2 separate regions of the Homo sapiens genome follow, and region 2 is linked to region 1. A link is a loop called in an ENCODE intact Hi-C map of the cell type or tissue named here. Cell type or tissue: spleen. All regions are shown on one strand.

Region 1 (2,500 bases):
CATGCCACCAAGTGACCGCCGTGTCCTGTTGCAGTATATAGATGATTTATTGTTAGCTGCACCCACAAAAGAAGAGTGCTTTCAAGGCACAGAAAGCTTCCTTCGTGTTCTGTGGGAGGCTGGCTATAAGGTGTCTAAGGAAAAGGCACAAATCTGTGGCCAAAGAGCAAGGTATCTTGGCTTTAACATCTCTCAAGGGCAGCGTGAGCTCGGACATGAGTGAAAAGAGACTGTGTGTGGCATTCCTCAACCTGGCACTGGACAACAAGTGTGGGAGTTTTTAGGGGCAGCTGGTTTGTCTCACATTTGGATTCCAAATTACACACTCGGCAAAACCATTGTATGAGACTACCAAAGGGAGGGGGGAAAGAACCCCTCCTGTGGGGAAAAGAGCAGGACACGGCCTTCAAAGAAATCAAGAAGGCCTTGATCCAGGTCCCAGCATTGGAACTGCCAGACATGACAAGGCCTTTTTACCTGTATGTCCATGAAAGAAAAGGAATAGCTACAGGAGTCTTGGTACAAAAACTAGGGTCATGATATCAGCCCATGGCATATTTGTTCAAGTGACTAGACTTGGTGGCTATGGGATGGCATTGGCAGCCACTGCCCTGTTAGCGCAAGATGCTAACAAGCTCACATTTGGACAAAGGTTAATAATTTGCGTGCCCCACATGGTCATCACCCTGTTGGAGCAGAGGGGGTATCGCTTGCTTTCTAACCCTAGGATGTTAAGATATCAAGGACTTTTTTGTGAAAACCCCTATATAACCTTAGAGACTGTGAATAATCTAAATCCAGCCACACTGCTGCCAATACAGTGGGTGGAGCATGGAAAGCCCCCATTGTGTGGCCCAGGGTATCACTGTTGTGTGGAAACAGTGGATGAGGTTTTCTCAAGCTAAAAAGACTTAAAGGACCAGCCCTTAAAATACCAAGATGTTGAATACTTTACTGATGAAAGCAGCTTCATATCTGAAGGTGTCAGATGGGCTGGATATGCAGTGGTAACACTGAATTCAGTAGCTGAAGCCTGCCCTCTGCTGGTCGGAACTTCGGCCCAAAGAGCTGAGCTAATAGCTCTCACTAGAACGTTGCTCTTGGCCAAAGGAAAGTCAGTAAGCATCTATACTGACTCAAGGTATGTTTTTGCCATTTGCATGCCCATGGAGCCATATACAAGGAAAGAGGATTATTAACTACTGAAGGAAAGGAAATCAAAAATGAAAAGGAAATAGAGCAGCTCTTAGAAGCCATATGGGCTCCAAAAGAAGTAGCAGTCATCTATTGCAAAGGGCATCAAACAGGAGGGCGTGACGAGGCTAGAGGAAACAGAAAGGCGACAGAGAAGCCAAAAGAGCTGCAATGACAGAGGTAACTAAGAAGGAAGAGGAAACCCTTACCATGCCCTTACTGGAGCTTCCCCTAACAGAACCCACTAACTACTCCTCTAATGAAAAGGCATTTGAGCAGGACAGTGGAAGTTACCAGAAAGGAGGTTGGTGGAAGTTCTCAGATGGGAGGCTCGCCTTCCAATAGCCCCCCCGCCCGCCCAGTTCATAAAAGTTTCATCAAGGAATGCATATGGGAAAAACTGCATTAGAGACTCTTGTAGGACAGCATTTCTATGTGCTGCACCTAACTGCCATCGCTCAAGCCATTTGTGAGCAATGTTTAACTTGTGCCCAAAACAATCCATGGCAGGGGCCAACATGGCCCCCAGGGATTCAAGAAACTGGAGCTACACCGTGTGAAAACCTGCTTGTGGACTTTACCAAGCTGCCTCAAGCCAGAGGCTACTGGTACATGCTAGTGTTTGCCTTCACTTTCTCAGGGTGGGTTGAGGCATTTCCCACCAGGACAGAGAAAGCTCAGGAAGTAACCAAGATCTTACTAAAGGACATTATTTCTAGATTTTGACTGACTCTAACATTAGGATCAGACAGTGGCCCAGTGTTTGTGGTAGAGATAGTACAACAGCTAACGCAGATGTTAAAAATCAAATGGAAACTGCATACAGCTTATCACCTACAGGGTTCTGGAAGAGTTGAAAGAATGAACTGGACACTCAAACAGCTGTTAAAGAAGTTTTGTCAAGAAACTCATCTAAGGTGAGATCAGGTGCTGCCCGTGGTCCTTCTCCATGTCAGGTGCACCCCTACTAAATTAACCGGGTATTCACCCTGTGAGATAGTGTTCGGCTGACCACCCTCAATCATAATTCAGATAAAAGGGGATTTAAAATAAATTGGGGAATTAACCTTAAGAAGGCAAATGCAAGCCTTAAGTGAGACCATGTAGTAAATACAAGGGTGGGTAAGGAAAAGAATACCTGTTAGTCTCACAGATGCAGTATATCCCTTCCAACCTGGAGACTCTGTCTGGGTCAAATGATGGAACCCAACCACCTTAGGGCCTTTATCGGATGGTCCCCATATTGTGATCTTGTCTACCTCACTGCTGTTGAAGTTGCAGGTATCACACCTTGGGTTCATCATAG
Region 2 (2,500 bases), 400 kb before region 1:
ATCTAGTCAAGCATATTCTTAACTTTCAATCACTCCAGAAAAACATTACAGAATGATAGAATCCCTACCACATGCTATGATAAGCTATACAAAGGGAACAATTGGCTTTTTCTTCTTAGCTATAATGGTCTAGCAGGAAGGGCCCTTAGCATTGTTATTTTCTGTGTAGTTGTTTCTCCTGTAGCATACTGTATGTAAAAGTTAAACATTAATACCACTTGGGACTTTTACAGTGCATTTAATGGGCTCAGCATGTCTTAGAGCCAGTCTCTGAGAGCTGCAGTATCTTAACAGCACTCCTAATGGCAGGTTACTCTTTTTCTATTATATTAAAGACCGAAGGTGAAGGGAGAAAGAGGGTAAGTGGCTTATAAATGATTATCAGTACAGGAACTAGACTGAATACTTGGGCCACATTTTGACAGTTAGTCCAGACATTCAATCACAGATTTTGGATCATTGTGGATGTCTATGATAGTAATAACTTCACAGTAATAGTCATGGATAATGTAGAGAGTTTAATGGTACTTCTGCTTATAATGCTTCCAGAAGTTCTCAGTACTTAAAACATAAGGAAAGTTACTTATTGCTGTCATTACTATTACGTACAAATTAACAATAATGACCTGCACTTGGGTAAAGGCTGTACTTTGGACTTTAGAATTCAACTATTATATTAATACTCAACTCAGTACTAAGCAGATATAAGATTTCAATAAATATTTGTGGATTTTTTCAAAGAGCTTCTAAAGTAAATATTAGCTCACTTGATTTCACAACAGCTTTGGGAGAAAGATTGGGTGGGTGTCGTTATGCTCATTTTCTGTGAATTGGATGAAGACTAATAAAATGGACATGGTCTTGGAGTCATAGGAAAACTTGGGTTCTTAGTCTGTTCTGCTCTTAATAGCTGTGTGATGTTGGGAAATTACTTGACCTCTCTGAGCCTCAGTTTGTTTCCGCAGAAAAGTAGGGATATTACCATCAAACAGTTATTTTTAGGAATAAACGAGATTATCTATGCATGTCTCTAGCTCAATGTTACTAATCAGGATCCTGCACTTAATAAAAGACAAAAATGAGATAAGAGGTCATGTTGGCTGACTTTGGGCCAGTTGCCCTTTGCATTAAGTCAGATTTAAGGCAGTAATTTGCTAGTCATTGTATCATGAGCCATGGCCCAAACACTTGACAGACTTTGAAGATTTGTTATTACTTTGCCTTATGGAAGCCTAAAAAGTCATGATCATAAAACAATTAACATTTCTGCTGATCTGGAAAAAATGTCACTCGAATTGAGATGGATGTTCCTTTTTAAATTTTTTCTGTTGTGGGCTGAGTGTGGTTAAGGTGAGTTTTTTGAGATGGCACTTTTTAGATATCATTTCAGTTTAATATTCTATATTCCTCCTGTGGCCAGAAATACTCAGTAACTCCTTAACTTTAACTCTGACATATTATCAGTGTGTCAAGATGGAAACCAGTTGCTGCTGAATCTCTGGCTCAAGAGATCGTTAAGCAGATGCTAGAAACAGAAGCCAGGCTTCTGAGACAGACGCTGGGCAGCGGATACTTTAAGCTACTGAATGAACATAGGATGGCTGTGTTAGGTAGCTTGGAGGTAGTGGTGAAGGAATAGCTTTTTATAGTCATGACTGTTGAGGTCACCTCCATCCCTGAAATTACATGAAAATTTATGAGCTTCCTAGGCTTTTGTTCTTTTGATGCTCAGACAGGCTTCTCTACTCTAGATTGAAGTCTCATGCATTTTCCACTAACTTAGAAGAACAGTATGGCATAATGGAAAAAGCATTGGTTTCCGATGAGCTGTGTAATGTTAGGTAGATCACTTAGCCTCTCTGTGTCCTTTTCTCAATGGTATAATGGTATAATAGAAGTTGAGAAGATCAATCGTGCTGACGTATTTTGATGCTTTGAACATTTAAAGTGCTAGACAACACTGGCTTGTAAAATAACTGATTACTAGCAGAAAGAGAAGGTTTATGCTGACTTATTTTTCAAATGCTCTATGACTCTTCTACAGTGTTTGGTAGACTGGCTCTAGGCTCAGCTTTGTGCCTATCTTAAAAAAAAGTACATAATGCTATACTGATTCATTCTTCTCATTGCCTAGGATTACATTAGAAAATAAGCTCCATGAAGGCAAATATTTTTGTATGTTTTATTCACAGATGTGTCTAAAGTGCTTATGACATTATCAGACATACAATAGGTGATCAGTGAATATTTGTCAAATGACAAAATAATTTGAAGTAAGGAGGCACAGGCATCTACTGTTGCTCACCTTTTGACTGTGTGTGTGTGTGTGTGTGTGTGTGTGCGTGTGCGCATGCGTAGGTGCTGAGGTGGGCATGATAATAAGTATATATCGTTACATATATTCTATCTCACTTTAAATGGTAAAGTTTTCATCTCTTGATTTCCAGTATTGGGTCAGGTAGCATCTGCTTAAAGGACAATTTCTTCCTGACATTTTAAT

What was found. Peaks named below come from ENCODE experiments on the same cell type or tissue, not always from the same donor. Only the 100,000 strongest peaks of a DNase experiment are listed, where the experiment ranks them.
Region 2: a loop joins it to region 1, with 7 times the contacts of the local background. A loop is called at or near these places in 50 of 110 quality-filtered maps.

What each region holds. Positions count from the first base shown.
Region 1 is chr6:64,330,055-64,332,554 of GRCh38, forward strand. All of the region lies in intron 29 of EYS (eyes shut homolog), which reads right to left. Among named protein-coding and RNA genes, the nearest start is that of SCAT8, 520 kb to the left of the region's middle. RefSeq lists silencers at 902-1,196, 958-1,117. In spleen, CTCF peaks have their summits at 1,058 (motif pointing left) and 1,265; no DNase peak of the experiment used is centred here.
Region 2 is chr6:63,926,212-63,928,711 of GRCh38, forward strand. The region is part of intron 35 of EYS (eyes shut homolog); the gene reads right to left. LOC105377836 (a long non-coding RNA gene) reads left to right here. Exons shown (of 3, transcript XR_942649.2): 1 at 1-359. Among named protein-coding and RNA genes, the nearest start is that of SCAT8, 120 kb to the left of the region's middle. In spleen, no CTCF peak of the experiment used is centred here; no DNase peak of the experiment used is centred here.